2 separate regions of the Homo sapiens genome follow, and region 1 is linked to region 2. Evidence: chromatin loops called from intact Hi-C (ENCODE). Cell type or tissue: PC-3. All regions are shown on one strand. Links, peaks and the distances in the headings refer to the core of each region. The heading gives the core; the rest is flanking DNA. Region 1 has its middle 13 kb from the start of LINC02549. Region 2 has its middle 140 kb from the start of ADGRB3-DT.

Region 1 (8,351 bases), core at 16-8,015, 160 kb after region 2:
AAACAACCAGGCCTCTTGCAAGAACTCTCTTACCCCTGAGAGAGGACATTAGTCTATTCATAAGGAATCCACTCCTATGTCCCAAACACCTTCCACTAAGCCTCATCTTTCAACACCTCTGCACTGGGAATTAAATTTCAACATAAAGATTGGAGGGTACAACATCCAAAGTATAGCAACCAGGATACATACATAGTCTCAAACTATTTCCCCATGAAAAATAACACACCAACAACAAACTTAAATAATTATAAAAGGAAAAGGACTACCTTTAAATTACATAATCACAGCAAACAAAAGCCTAATCAAATGATCAACTTCATATCACAAGCACTGGGTCAAAGTACAACACAGGATTCAGAGACTAAATTAGTATGTATTGCCTGAATCTAATCATGAGAAATTATAAGAGAAATTAAATGTATTTCTATAAAATAGCTCTGCAAGTCTATTCTTCAAGTGTTACAATCATGAAAGTCAATGGAAGAACGAGCCACTGTTCCAGATTTATTGAGAATAAAGAACCATGACTAAATACAGTTGACAATTGTTTGGATATTTCACTATACATTTTATTATTGGACAACTTAAAATACTTGAATGGGGTTTGTATATTCATTGGTATATTAGCTTGCTAGGACTTCCATAACAAAATAACAGACTGGATAGCTTAAACAATTAAAAAACTACTTTTTTTCATAGCACTAGAAGCTGGATTTCCAAGATCAAGGTGCTAGCAATGTTGGTATCTTCTGAGGCTTTTCTTTTTGGCTTGCAGATTTCTTCTTCTTGTTGCTTGTTTACGTAATCATTTCTCTGTGCATCTGCACCCCTAGTGTCTCTTTTCGTGTCTGAATTTTCTCTTCTCATAAGGACACTCATCAGATTGGATTAGACAGGCCTCATCTTAATTTCCTCTTTAGAAGCCTTATCTCCAAATAGAATCACATCCTGAGGTACTGAGGGTTGGTACTTCAATGTATGAATGTTGAGGAGAGGAATACAATTCATCTTATAACAGACGATATTTGTTTTCCAGTGTTAACTTCCTGATTTTGATGGTCATATTGTGGTTATGTTAGAAAATGTCCTTGTTTTCAGGAATTGCACACAAGAGTTTGGGATTGATGGAATATCAAATTTTTAAACTACTCACAACTGGTTCAGAAAAAAAAACCCAAAAATTTATTTGTATTCTTCATTCAAAAAAAGTAAAAGAAGAAAGGTAAGACCAATAAGAAACAGAAGCTTATGAGAGGCATTATCGAAGAGGCATTAATGTCACTCTAGGGAAAAGAAGTGTGACAGCGGTGATATTTGCTAAGTGACCACCACATGTTTTCCTAGGTTATAGCTCATGTTTTAAACCACAGTAAAAGTGAATATAGATGGAATTACATTTTTCACTGACCCTACAGAAAGAAGGGATAAAGTTCTAGCTCAGTATAGTCTGGAAAGATGAAAGACTTTTGACGCCTGAAGCATTAAACATTACATCAACTTCTGACATTGTAAGTGGAGAGCTCTGACAGATAGAAACCATTGTAGTTGGCTATGTACAAAAACTGGACTCATCAGAGTGGAGAGTAAGTTAAAATAATTTCTGGAAAGCACAGAAGCTAAATTCAATATTAATTAATAATTGATAGCATTTGACAGCATATAAAGTATATAAAGAGAAAATATCTAATTTTCCTATATAGTGATCCTTTCTCCTTTCAACAATGATATTGTATAATATTTAATCAAATTCAAGGCAATTAATTGATCAGTGTCCTAGGCTGTTTGTATATGACATTCTGAAGAATATAACAACTTCTTTCAAGTAAAAAACTTACCATCTCGTGGTGAAGATTTTTTTTTAAAGATGCTACAGTATTTTTACGCAAAGGCAAAAAAAGCCTGTTTTATTATGTGGTGGGTTAGGAGGGTGAGAAAGTATGCCCACTACCCTGTGTGCCATGCTCTTTCTCCTTCAGGCTTTTCTTATGCCACAAATATTCTTCCTTCCCATTCCTGGGCCCCTATTCATTTGACTAACTCCTGTGCAGCTATAAGTGCTTAGCAGCATAGGTTCTATTTTGTATAATATAAGGAGTCATTACAAGTTTTTGAGCAGCAAATTGGCATAATCAGAATTCTAACTTGGAGCTCATTAATTATTTCAACCAATGATTTGCTAAGTCCTAGGCACCTTGGCTTCATGTCTTCAAGGTAGTCTTTCCTGACACCCTGAACCTGGGATGTATGACTGTCTTTTAGTTGCCTAGAACCCTATGTTATAACTACAAATACATATGTATCATAGTGATTTGCTTGCTTGTCTGAAAACTCCACTAGGCTTTATGTCTAATTATGTTTCATTGACTGTTGTATCTTCACACATAGCCCAATGCTTCATACATTAGAGTTTGCAAAAACTATTTGATGAAGAATGAAAACCTGCTAAAAATACTTTAACCAAAGGGTTTTTAAACTCAAATAAATTTCTTTCACTTGGAGAATTACTCATGGATTACATAAAATTTGAGCTGGTTTTTAGGACTTGAAAGGTTGGAGGAATAGGAAGAGGGATTCCAGGCTGAGGTAACCACATTGTGCAAAGTCATCCAATGTAAGGTGTGCGGTGAGACAGTCCATTTTAATTGGATTGAGAATTTAGTCTAACTAGAATGAACACTTTTTCAGATATTATACCAAATACCTTTGGGGTAAAAATTTGGGGCCAGATTATAGAACATATTAATATTATGTTTACAAGTACAAACTCTTATAGGTTAGGAAGATTTGAAATTCACTTTGTATAGTGAATTTCAACTTTTCCTGACCTAACAATGGTCAACTAAATTAAGCACATTTTAACAACAGGTACCTAAACGGTAGAAGCTGTTTTTTGTCTGAAAATTCTACTACCTTATGTATCCAATCATGTTTCCTTGACTGACTCTTGGATCTTCACACCTAGCCCAATGCCTCATACATCAGACTTTGCAATAACTATATGATGAAGAAAGAAAACCTGCTGAAAATACTTACAATCAAAGGGTTTTAAAACTCAAAGAAATTTGAGTTTATTGGGTTCATGAGCCAAAAGAAAAGAATTTATGTGTCATGAAATGTACAGCTCTTTCCATTTCATTCTTCCGTCACTGGTTCTAGAGGAGGAGTTTGTTCTGGCTTCCTTTGTCTCAGGAAGACTGCACCCTCTGGTGGAAGTGGTGTTAATGGCTCCTTTTGAAGGATGCTTTACCTATGCAGGCCCCTATCTCTAAAGCCAGGGAGAGCTGGAGGCTTAGGTTTGGATTTTAGTTCAGCCTATGATAGGGATGGTCTAATCCTAGTAGTCCTGATTTGTGAACAGGGCTCAGGCATTTAAAAAGTCTCTCCAGATTCTACTAATTAGATTAGGATCAATTTTCACCATTTATTTTTCCTAAATACATTGGCATAAAAGCAGAGCTTATACCTCATTGGTCTATTTCCTCTTAAGCCTCTGCCAAAGAAATGTACATAAAGTGGGGGAGGGTTAATTAATATTGATTGAATTATTTTAATTGTAGCTACCTTAACTTACTTAGAGTATTGTACCTGATAGATTAGATTAGAACATTTCTCTGGCTTCTTAGTTTTGCTGACCAGTATAAAGAAAGCTTCGATTCATAATATATTTAGGGCTAAATATATTCACAGTCTAATCCTGAACTTCACTTCTATTTTCAAGGAAAGAAAATCATACCAATATTCTGACCATGAAAACGTCCCAGTGCTTTCCTTCTTTATTTCAGCTCCTAACAGTAGCCTATAAAACGCAGGACTTATGAAAATATTGGCCATATTTTTAAACTGGAAAATCTTGCTCGGGATTGGCAAGTACTGGAATTATAGGCATAAGGACTGGAGAAAGATAATGAGCTTCTGAAGTAATCACCTTTTCCATCCTCCCTTATTGAAATGATGATGAATATCCCAGTGAGTGTCAAAGGCAGTCTGGCTTCTTTTTTATTCCGTTGCAGGACCAGGAGTCAGGAACTTCCTTAGTATCACCAAAAATCAACTGAGCCACCTTGGCATGTCTCCTTGATAACTGATGCATGCTTAAAACCCATTTAAAAAAATTTCCTAAGCATTAGCACGACAGTTGCATTTTAATATTATTAATGCCAGTCATTGAAACAGGTTTATTTTTAAATATATATAGAAAAATACAAAGCACAGAATCATTATATTCTAATTGTAAAAGTGAAATATTGGGAATGAAGTTTCAATTGTGTGTGTTTGCAATCAAAATAACGCAAAATCGTAATAATCACTGAAATGCAGGGTTGGAAGGGCTACTACTTAAAAGAGAGGCATACTGAATAATAAGAACTTACACAATGTACAATTTTTTAATACTATATTGGTATGTTATCTTTATTCATAGCATATTAGCAATTTTAAAAAGGTTTTGTTTCTAGAATAAAAAAATTCAAAAGCAAACTGAAGTTTCTATGAAAATGTTAGCGTTAGCAAATTAACTGAAGCTTAATAATAAATCATTGTGTGGACTTGCTGAGCACTTGCTAAGCACCATAGACTGATGAACTTATTTAATCTTTACAACAATTATATGAGCTATGGACTATTATGATCCTAATTTTACAGATTAAAAAAATCTGAGATATGAAAATATGTATCTTACCCAAAGTCATACCCACATAGTAAGTGTCAGAGTAGGAATTTGAATCCCAGAAATCTGGCAATAGAATTTGTGCTCTTAACCACCATGCTATATGCATTTGCTCCTCCGAGCCTAGAAACAGTGGGGACCATATTTGCCAGTGCAAGCTGCCAGAAGCCAGTAGCCAAGTGGCAGAGAGTGTACAGGAGCATCAGCTGTTGAGAGGCTCAGAAGTATTCAAGCTGCTACTACCTTATAGTACAAGGGAGTAGAAATGAGAGACAGGAAGCTGAATGCCAATCTAAGAGGCCTCTACCTCACTAGAGTTACACTGCCAGAAAAATAAATGTGCAGAATTTAATGAAGTTGCCAAATAAATTCATTTCTACTGAGATCAAAATAGGTTTTCTAATACTGAGTGATCAAAACAAACCTTTCCCCTGAAATAGCTATACTGTTTGCTGTTAGAGGGCATTCTCAGTCCTCTATCTAAAGCATTTTTCAAAAAGAGTAGTAAGCAGAAATGTACAGTGAGAAGAAATGGCTGGTACAAATCTAAGAGAGGGACCCAGAAACTAGAATACCTGAAGTATCATCTATTTCTGCTGCTCACTACCTTTGAGAACATGCATGTGTTGCCTAACCTCTCAGTGCATCACTGTCCTTGTTTGTAATGTAGAAACAATAGCACATTCACAGTCATATTTTAAAAAGTTAGATGACCATCTTGGTGGCTCCAAGTGCAGAATATGTAATGTGCAATTTTGTGAGTCACAAAATATTTTTAAAGGACTAATAAGCTAGAGAATTTAATATATTTTCTTTCCAGATCTTATTAAAATTTAAACTTCTAACTATTCTCAGAGTGAGCTAATAGCAATTTCTCCTTATTTTTTCCTTCATCTAGTTTATCTTAATTGACCTTTGTTAATCCTGCAAAAATTCCCTACACTCAGAGGTGGCATTTAGCAGGAATATACCTACGTACCTGAAAGATATTCTCATTGTCAGTGCCCATGCCATTCCTACTGTTAATATTGTGCTAATACTGTGATATATTGAATATCACTCCTGCTTTTATTAATATTATTATTCTTGTCTTACTCATTATTGTCCTTTTATTTCTTTTCAAGGATTCTCACCATCCAGAAGTCATACCAGGTAACGAGGATGAACATCAGCTCCTTTCTCATTTCCTAACCAATGCTGAACTGCAAATCTCACCCTCCCTCTGAATATCCTTTAGAAACAATGTGAAAAATAAATATCATCCTGGAACAGTCATGTTCAAAGGCCAAGGACTGGTTTTGGTGTGAAACTTTGCCCTGATCCTGAAGACTCAAGAGAAGCACGAATCTTTAGTGATATTAGGGATCTGGGAAGTCATCTAGATCAGTCCCTTCCTTTTATTGGAAAGAAAACCAAGGCCCGGGCATTAAATGTGTCATTCAAAGTCACAGAGGCTCTTCAGAGAAGAAGCAAGAATGGCAATCTCAGATCAATGGATGTGAACACTTTGGGTCACATCTGAAGAGCAAATTCTCTTGCTAACCTTTCTCCCTAGTCTGTCACCCTTTTTTCTAGCTTACACTCCTACCGTGTGCCAAGATAAATTTAAATACATTAATATTTAATTTACACAACCATTTTACAAGGTAGAGACAGTGGGAGAACAGCCTTGAAGAACAAAAAAAAGAGGTAAATTTGTATTTTGCTTCTATATTACAAATAAGGAAAGTGATTAATGGAAAGGATAAGCAACTTATGCATGTTTTCACTGCTATTGAGCAGCAGAAATGAGATGATAATGGACATGGTATTTCAAGTCCTCAGAATACCAGGGGAATGAGTATTGATAGCGAACAAAAGAGGATCAAGACTCAACCCCAGACACACCAGTATGAAGGATTGGAGAGAAGAGAATAAATTAGCAGAAGTACCTAATAAGGAGGAATTGTTGAGTTATAAGTGACCTCAAATATATATAGGGTCCTGGAAAATAAAGAGCTAGAGAGTATTTTGATAAGGAGGGGGTGATAAACTGTTTGGAAATCTGATGTTAGATCAGGGAAGATGAAGAAAGAACACTGACCTTTGCATTTAGCAACATGAAGGGCACTCCTGATGTTTACATAGCAGTTTCATGGAGAGGTTAAAGTTGGATGAGGGTGGATTAAGTAGAGAAAGGAAAAATGATTGAAGACAACAAGTATAGCAGCTCCAGAGGAATTTAACTGAAAAGGAGAGTAAGGAGATGAAGTTGTAGTTCTTAGGGTTTTGTTTTTAATAACTGGAGGATGTTTTATGATGAAGGGCATCATCCAAGAACTGAACCTTGGATAAATGGTTACATTTTATAAGTGATGGAAGAACTAAAGCCAGATAATAAGAAAATGAACAATTAGAAGAGATTTATAGAAGTTAAGAATGAGAATGACAAAACAATCCTGTTCTCTCCATACATTATATTTTTATATGGGTTTTGGAATAAATAGGTTACAATTTGAATAAAACTGATTTATGAAGACTGTTGAGCAAAGTCATGTTTCTGTAGGGGTGGTCTGTTTGAGGATACTGAATGCCAGGGACTGAGAGAAATCACTTGAGAATTGCCAGCTGTCCAGTCAAAGATATCCCAACAGGGTGGCACTATTTTGGTGATTTCATTACAGCCTAACAGTCAGAATTGGACTTGTGCTAATGAAGCTCACAGAGAACACAAATTTAATTATTTAAATTAGGCACATTCTCCAGTGACTAATGCTCAGAACATTATCATATTTTAACTTTCAGTCCCATTCTTTCATTTATTTTTAGTCTATCTCCCTTCTCTTCATATATTCTTCAAGCTCTATGAACACAGTTAAATGTAATTATTTTAATATGTGTTTCCTTAGTTACAGTCAAGTCCAGTCATGCCTCCCTAAAAGCATTCTTAAGTCACCTTGATCAAATTACAGGTGCATGAAGAATGTCTCTTAAATCAAATGATTTAAGTAAATGTGCCAATGATTACACTTATTCTAAATGTTGAAGCTCCCTAATTAATTGATCACAGGGTATCTTTTACTCAGTACAGGAAGAATGTTGTACATGCTTCTGTAATGCTTATGAATAGTGATTAGGTTCTCCTTTATGGTCATGTTGGATGTCAGTCATCCAGAGGATAGACAGGACCTTCAGAAAAGCCAGAAAATAACAATATTTCTCTAGGTTCCCTTTTTACATGTCAAGGAAAGATATTTAGGCATGTATTCATGGGAAAAAAGTACTAAATAACACCAGTTAGATGACAGTCTTCTGAGAAAGAGCATTGTCTATCAATTTGGTATTGCATTTTGTTACTAGCAACAGACATGAAAAAAAAAAAACTCAGTGAAATAAACTAAAATGTGAAAAAGTAAATAATGTAGGGTAGGTGTGATGACTCCATAATGCCACAACACTCAGGCTATCTCTTCTCTGCTCAACATACTTTGCAAGTGACTTTCATCCTCAAGACCATCTCATTGCCATTGGTAATCACTGTAGCTCCAGCTGTCATGTCTTCATGAGAGGCAGAAGGACTATAAAATACTGTCAGGTAACTTCAGCCCATAATAAAAAGTTTTCCAAAAGCATTCTCTAAAACTTCCACCTACATCTTATTGGTCATGACTTGGTTTGCTAAAATCATTGGTAATATAAAGTT
Region 2 (8,351 bases), core at 105-8,104:
TTCTTCTACCCCCACCGGTGGAGTCTGCACACCAGCTTCACGCCCTCCCCCAAGTTCTGGTCAGGAGGCTTCTTGATCAGTTCAAATTGTAACATAGTTCAGCTGAAGATTTCCTTTTCCCTGTGGCCTTTTCCCAGTGCCGCTGGCCACCCTCCTGGAGGACCCCTGTGAGGCTAGGCAGAAATGGGTTGCTAGGGGACACAGTGAGCTCCCAAGGCTTTTACCACTGCTTCCCCTACTCCCGTATTTCCCTCAGTTCTCCAAGTTGACTCAGCTTCAGGTAACATCAATATCTCCTCTTGATCTAGATCTTCAGTTTCCCCATTGGGCGGGGGGTGGTGTGTCCGGGGGTGGATGAACTTCCCACTTCCACAGTTTGGGCACTCACAGTATGTGGGGTGTCTCCTGGGTCCTGCAGGAGCAATCTGCTTCCTTCAGGGGGTCTGTGGGCCCTCTCAGGTCTCCTGATTTATCCCTGCTGTCATTCTGGAGCAAAAATTCAAGATGTGGGCCTCAAAACTCTCCTCTGTCTGTTCAAGTCAGAGCTGCAACCTAGTCCTGCCTCCCGTCTGTCATGACCCTCCAAAAATTCCTAAACGTTTTAAAATTTATATATAATAGATGTACACAGTTTTGGGCTAAATATGGTAATTTAATACATTCACATAAGTTGTAGATCAAATCTGGGTAAAGGGGGTGTCCATTATCTTAAATATTTGTCTTTTCTTTATGCTAAATATTCAAGTTATTCTCTTCTTGCTATTTTGAAATGTACAATAGATACATATACATGGTGAAGTGATTACTACAGTCAGGCAAATTAGCATAATCATCATCACATTTCTTTTTATTTTGTAGTAAGATTACCTAAAACTCACTTTCTTGGCAAATAACCAGTATACAATACAATATTAAATATAGCCTTCATGTTGTACATTTGATATCTAAACTTATCCATCCCACATAAATGCAACTTTGTACCCTTTGATCAATATCTCAGGACACCTTTCCCTGCCACCACTCTGGTAATCACTGTTTTACTCTGTTTCTATGTAGTCAACTTTTTAAAATGCTCTACATATAAATAAGATCATGAAGCATTTTTCTTTCTGTGGGTGGCTGATTTCACATACTGTAATGTTCTCTAGCTCCATCCATGTTGCTGCAAATGACAGAATCTCATTTTTTATTAAGTCTCAATGTTTTATTTGTGTGTGTGTGTATGTGTGTGTGTGTGTGTGTGTGTGTGTGTGTGTGTATGCCATAATTTCTTTATCTGTGGATCTATGGGAGGATTCATACATGGTGTCCCAACTTTCCTGAGGCTCAGCTATGGCTACCAGACCATTTGTTAGGTTAAATGAGTGAATAAAGTCCTCCTTTTTGTGACTCATTTTTCTTGCGTTTCTGGCACTAGCCATAAGAATCCTAATATACCAATAATCTTTAGGCAATATAGGCATCTTTAGAAATCTGTCAATGATAATGCATGTTAACTAATGATAAAGCAAAGTGGAGCTTGCTAAAGACACAACCAAAAAAAAAAAAACAACATTGTTAGAAATACATATTCAAGTCTTCCCAAATATCTACTATGGTATTTTGTGACTAATATGAACTCAGCACATGTTCATTAAATACCAGGAAAAGAGAATTGGGAGAAATGATCCATATTCCATATTGGAAAGATATAAAGTTACTTAAGCTAGTTTTATTTAAGTCATTTAAAATTAAGATGACTTATGTATAAAGTATATGCTTTATTTTAATTTTCATTTTACTTAACAGAACTCTGACTTCCACTACATGCTTCTGTAGTGGATACAGTTAATGTAGCTAATGATCAATAAGTAGCAATCAATACTATTAAACTATCAATGAATAAGGAGGAGAAATTTTCTCTATACAGTTGGCCTCTGACTTATGGTTTTTTTTACTTTAAAATGGTGTGAAAACGACAAGCCAACTCTCTTCTTGTTATGGGAAGCTGCACCAAGCTGCAGCTCCTAGTCAGCTATGCAATACCAGTTAAACCATCAACAAGTATCAATACCCAAGAACGTTCTACTAGCTGTTCTCAAAATTCATAGAAGAGAGAGAAATTGATGACCCTGTTGCTGTTGCATCGCCATAATCCAGCAAATAATTTTAGTTCAATGCTTTAAACATTCTTTAGGCCCAGTGTGCTTTTAGCTGTGTAGGTTAATAGTGAGACTCATGAAAACATTCTATTTTTTACTTTCAGTACAGTATTGAATAAATTACATGAGATACTCAACACTTTATTATAAAATATGCTTTTTGTTAGGTGATTTTTGTCAAAGTGAATGTTAATGTAAGTGTTGTAAGCATGTTTAAGGTAGGCTAATCATGTTTGGTAAGTTAGGTATAATAAATGCTTTTGCAATTTACTATATTTTCAACTTAAAATGGGCTTCTCAGGATGTACCCCCATCATAAGTTGAGGAGCATCTGAACCTCTTTTGTCTTTCATACATCCCAAGACAAATGTAAAAATAATAACTATAAAAAAGACAACTTTGGGTATTATAATTTTAGAAGGAAATATTATTACAAATTAAATCAGTGCATTTTTATGATAATGGACCTCATTTCATATGATGCCTTGAACACATAAAACACTCAGCAAAATATGGTAATTAATAAGCCTGGTTTTCTGTTTGATAGGTTCCCTAGAAATATTAAACATGTGAAATGGGAAAAGCCTTTGATAGTTGGCTTTGAAATTACATTAAATCAGTATCGTCATAGCTGTTCTATCACTCTGGAATCATGTCTAAGTTGTGATTTTGCAATGATCAGTGGTAGTATTCCAAGTAACACAAAATACTTTGGTAGAATTTATGTTGTATCTGAAACTGTAATGAACCTAGTCAGCTGCTTGGATCAATCAAGATTTTGTTTTAATTCAGAAAGAAAGCAGATGTAGATTTCCAGAGTTTGTTATCAGAGTTTGTGATCAAAGACATCAAATCAACTAAAAATATTTAGGGGGAGAGTGTGTGTGTGTGTGTGTGTGTGTGCCTGTGTGTGTAACAGAAATAGAATAAAGAGGAAGGAAAAATTACAAATTTAATTTTTATGGACTTACCAACAGTGTCCAGTATTAACTAACTGTAAATTCATGTTAATAATTTCCTATAGCTGTATTTTAAGATATTTTATCTCTGCCTTAAAATAAATGCACACATACATATAACTGAAAACATATTTGAGTATAGAAATACACAACATTACACTTTGTTCTTTACCCAATCCCTTCTTTTCAGATTCCTCTTTTCTACAACAACAATCCTAAGACTAATAATCAGCAGACATCAAATCAAGACATGTTAGGAGTCTTAAAATACTACCTGAACCTAGAAGTGTGGACATCTTACTTGATATATGTATGATATTGGGTAAAACAAAACACAAAATTGTCACGAGAAGCCAAAGCTATTAAAATAGACCTTTACTTTTTCACTTTCTTTTAATTCACTTGAGTGTTGAGTGCAGACATTGCATATATGGTAAGATTCATGCTGTTATTTCAAAATTATATTATCAGTTACAGATACATTCCATTTTTACATTTACCCTTAAAATAAGTGATGCCCTTTAACATTATGATGTGTGATTATACCACACAAAAAATGATGGGAAAACTTAACAACTAATATGAAAAATAAAAAGAAACTTAAAGACTAATTTTTGTTAAAAATATTTAAGAGCATTAGACAATTTCTCCATTTGGTTTTCACAAACTAATGATATCTATTTGGGATGCAGAAAACAATGGAGGAGGAAGGTGAAGGGGTACTAAGTTGAATGGCAAAATGGAATGGTTGTGTTTGTACATGGAAAACAGATAAGAGAACAGTAGAAGTTGCCTAATTTGCAGTTAGATTTTGTCTTGGCTATTACACCAAACTGTTATGAACATTTGTGCTTAGCTCTTTGTATAGATATAGATTTTGTTGTTGTTATTTAGAGACGGGGTCTCACTCTGTCACTTACGCTTGAGTGCAGTGGCATGATCATAACTCAATGCAACCTTGAACTGCTGGGCTCAAGTGATCTTCCTGCTTGGTCTTCTGCATAGTTGGGAATAGAGTCACATGCCTGGCTAATTCTGCACCACCATGACCAGCTAGTTTTTTTAAAAAAAATGTTTTTTAGAGAGAGGGTCTTGCTATGCTATCCAGTTTGGTCTTGAACTCCTGCCCTCAAGTAATCCTCCCATTCAGTTCCCTGAGTAGCTGGGATTATAGGTGTGAGCCACCAAGCCCAGCTCAGATGTATACTTTTATTTCATGTAGGTAAATACCTATGAGGAGAATGATTAGACTGTACCGTAAATGTATGTTTTACATTTTAAGAAACTGCCAAACTGGTTTCCAAACTGGTTGTAATATTTTATGTTCCCAGAAGGGTGTATAAGAGTTCCAGTTTCTCTATCTTGCCAAAAACTATTATGGTTTGCTTCTTAATTCTAGCCATTCTGATGCATGTGTAATGGTATTTCATGGTTGCCTTAATTTTCATATTTCTAATGACTAATGACATTGGCATGGTTTCATGTGGTTGTTTGAATATTTCCTTTGATGAAGTGTCTTCAGATACTTTATTTATAAAATTCTGTTGTTTGATTTCTTATTACTAAGTTTGAGGGTTATTTTTATATTCTGGACATAGTCCTTTATCACATATATAATTTTCAAATATTTTTACCTATCTGTGGCTTGTCATTTCATTCTCTTAATAGTGTTTTTTTTGTTTTTGTTTTTTTTGAAGAACAAACCTTTTCAATTTTGAGGAAGCCAAATTTATCAATTTGCTTTTTTTGTGAATTATGCTCTGGTGTAATAGCTAAGAAATCTTTGCCTAACTAATTTTTTTTTTTTTTTTTTTTTTTTTTTGAGACAGAGTCTCACTCTGTCGCCCAGGCTGGAATGCAGTGGCACGACCTCAGCTCACTGCAACCTTCGCCTCCCTGGTTCAAGCAATTCTCCTGTCTCAGCCTCCCAAGTAGCTGGGAAAACAGGTGCTCCCCACCACACTTGGCTAATTGTTGTATTTTTAGTAGAGTCGGGGTTTCACCATATTGGTCAGGCTGGTCTTGAACTCCTAACCTCAGGTAATCCACCTGCCTCGGCCTCCCATAGTGCTGGGATTATAGGCATGAGCCACTGCACTTGGCCTTGCCTAACTAATCTTAACAAAGATTTTCTCCTGTGCCTTCCTATAGAAATGTCATAGTTTTATATGATTTAAACTTATGTCTTTTTTATATTTTGGGTTAATTTTAGTGTGATGTGAGAGATATGAACAAGAATGTGTTTATTCATTTTTTGATATGGATATCAAATTGTTTAAGCAAAAATTGTTGAAAAGATTATCCTTTTCAACTGAATTGCCTTTGTACCCTTGTCAATAAGAAGTTGTTTATAAATATGTGAGTATTTCATCTGGATTATTTTTTATATTCTGTTACTCAATTTGTCTATCTTTATGACAATACAACACTGTCTTGATAACTACTATTCCACTAACTTTGCTTGTCTTTATCGAAATTGTTTTTGGCTGCTCTCAGACCTTCCCATTTCCATGTGGACTACCAGTTTGTCAAATTCTACCAGTAATTGTGCTTGGATTTTGATTGGCAATGCATTGAGTCAACAGATTAATTTGGGAATAATTAATATCTCAACAATATTGAGTCTTCTAATCCATGAACAAGGTATACCTCTTCACTTACTTAGGTAATCTTTAATTTTTCTCCACACTGTTTTGTAGTTTCTCAGCATTGTTTGTACAGGCTTTCCACAGTGAGCTTTTAAAGTCTATGTTTTAAGAAATATATTAATTCCATATATGATTAAATTCAGGAGCATCATGTTTTTGGATTGACCATTTAATAGCTGTAGAATATGTAGTAACATCATTTCTTCTATTTCTAAAATGATAATATGTATTTTTGTCTTTTTGTTCTAACATGGCAGATATTTGTCAATTTTATTGTTCTCAAATAGCAAGACTTTGGTTTCTATGGTTTTTCTCCTTTGTTTTCCTGTTTTTTTTTAAATTATGTTATTTTCCTCTCTCATTGTTATTAGTTCCTTTCTTCTACTTACTTGGTTTTAATTACCTCTTCTTTTACTGCCTTTTTAAGGTAGAGCTGAAGTCATTGACTCAAGACAACTCATTTTTTTTAATAAAGCTATTTAATGCAATAAATTTCACCCTAATACTGTTTTGCAGCCTTTCACAAAATTTAATATGTTACACTTTCTTAGTAATCCAGTTCAAAATATTCTGTAATTTTCCTTTGGTTTTGTCTTTGACTTAGGATCATTTAGATATGTTATTTAATTTAAAAATACCTATGGATCTTCCAATTATCTTTTTGTTATTGATTTCTAATTTAATTCCATTAAGATTGGAGGCATATTTTTTATTAAATTTTTCAAAAAAACTTTAAAAATGATTGAGATAAAACATTTTATGTTTTTATCTGATATCCTTTCTTCTGCTTCATCCAGCTATCGATACTTGTGTATGCTTCACAAAGTTGTCGTGCTGTGCTTTTCAGCTCCATCAGGTCATTTATGTTCTCTAGACTGTTTATTCTAGTTAGCAGTTCCTGTAACCTTTTGTCAAGGTTCTTAGTTTACTTGCATTGGGTTAGAACATGCCCCTTTAGCTCAGAGGAGTTTGTTATTACCCACTTTCAGAAGCCTACTTCTGTCAATTCGTCAAACTCATTCTCTGTCCAGTTTTTTGCCCTTGCTGGAAAGGAGCTGCAATTGTTTGGAGGAGAAGAGGCATTCTGGTTTTTGTAAATTTCAGACTTTGTGCGCTGTTTTTTCCTCAGCTTCGTGGATTTATCTACCTTTGATCTTTGAGGCTGATGACCTTTGGATGGAGTTTCTGTGTGTGGGGGTCCTTTTGTTGTTGATGTTGATGTTATTGCTTTCCATTTGTAAGTTTTTTTCTAACAAGCCCCTCTTCTGCAAGTCTGCTGGAGTTTGCTGGAGGTCAACTCCAGACCCTGTTTGCCTGGGTTTCACCAGAGGAGGCTGCAGAACAGCAAAGGCTGCTGCCTGATCTTTCCTCTGGAGGCTTTATCCCAGAGGGGAGCCCGCCAGATGCCAGCTGGAGCTCTCCTGTATGAGGTGTCTGTCAACTCCTGTTGGGAGTTTTCTCCCAGTTAGGAGGCATGGGGGTCAGGGACCCACCTGAGGAGGCAGTCTGTCCCTTAGGAGAGCTCCAGCACTGTGCTGGGAGAACCCTCCTTGTCAGGATCCACTGCTCTCTTCAAGCCAGTGGGCAGGAATGTTTAAGTCTGCTGAAGCTGCGCCCACAGCCACCCTTTCCCCCAGGTGCTCTGTCCCAGGGAGATGGGAGTTTAATACTGGGGCTGCTGCCTTTCTTTCAGAGATGCCCTGCCCAGTGAAGAGGAATCTAGAGAGGCAGTCTGGCCACAGCCACTTTGCCTTGCTGTGTTGAGTTCCGCCCAGTCCTTATTACTGTCAGGGGAAAACTGCCTACTCAAGCCTCAGTAATGGATGACGCCCCTCCCCCCACCAAGCTCAGTCATCCCAGGTGGACTTCAGACTGCTGTGCTGGCAAAGAGAATTTCAAGCCAGTGGTTCTTAGCTTGCTGGGCTCCATGGGAGTGGGACCTGCTGAGCGAGACCACCTGGCTCCCTGGCTTCATCCTCCTTTCCAGGGGAGTGAATGGTTCTGTCTTGCTGGGGTTCCAGGTGCCTCTGGGGTATTGAAAAAAAAAAAAAAACTCCTGCAGCTAGCTCAGTGTCTACCTGAACATCCACCCAGTTTTGTGCTTGATACCCAGGGCCCTGGTGGTGTGGGCACATGAGGGAATCTCTGGGTCTGCAGATTGCAAAAAACGTGGCAAAAGCATAGTATCTGGGCTGGATAGCACAGTCCCTCATGGCTTCCCTTGGCTAGGAAAGGGAGGCCTCCTGCTCCTTGTACTTCCCCGGGTGAGGCGCCCCACTCTGCTTCTGCTCTCTTTCTGTGGGCTGCATCCACTGCCTAACCAGTCCCAATGAGATGAACAGGGTACCTCAGTTGGAAATGCAGAAATCACCTGCCTTCTGCCTTGGTCTCTCTAGGAGCTACAGACCAGAGCTGTTCCTATTCGGCCATTTTGCCAGATCCAGTGCTTTTTAGTTTTATATATTCCCATTTGTCTGTTTTACTTTTGTTGCCTGTGCATTTGAAGGCTCAGCCATGAAATCTTTACCTAGACCAATGTCCTAAAACATTTCTCCCATGTTTTCTCCTAGTAGTTTTAAAGTTTTGGGTCTTACATTTATGTC

What was found. Peaks named below come from ENCODE experiments on the same cell type or tissue, not always from the same donor. Only the 100,000 strongest peaks of a DNase experiment are listed, where the experiment ranks them.
Region 1: a loop joins it to region 2, with 16 times the contacts of the local background. A loop is called at or near these places in 2 of 110 quality-filtered maps.

The regions. Positions count from the first base shown.
Region 1 is chr6:68,338,963-68,347,313 of GRCh38, reverse strand. No RefSeq gene overlaps it. Among named protein-coding and RNA genes, the nearest start is that of LINC02549, 13 kb to the right of the region's middle. In PC-3, for the core only: a CTCF peak has its summit at 3,208 (motif pointing left); a DNase peak (open chromatin) is centred at 3,183.
Region 2 is chr6:68,494,303-68,502,653 of GRCh38, reverse strand. No RefSeq gene overlaps it. Among named protein-coding and RNA genes, the nearest start is that of ADGRB3-DT, 140 kb to the left of the region's middle. In PC-3, for the core only: a CTCF peak has its summit at 4,455; a DNase peak (open chromatin) is centred at 4,483.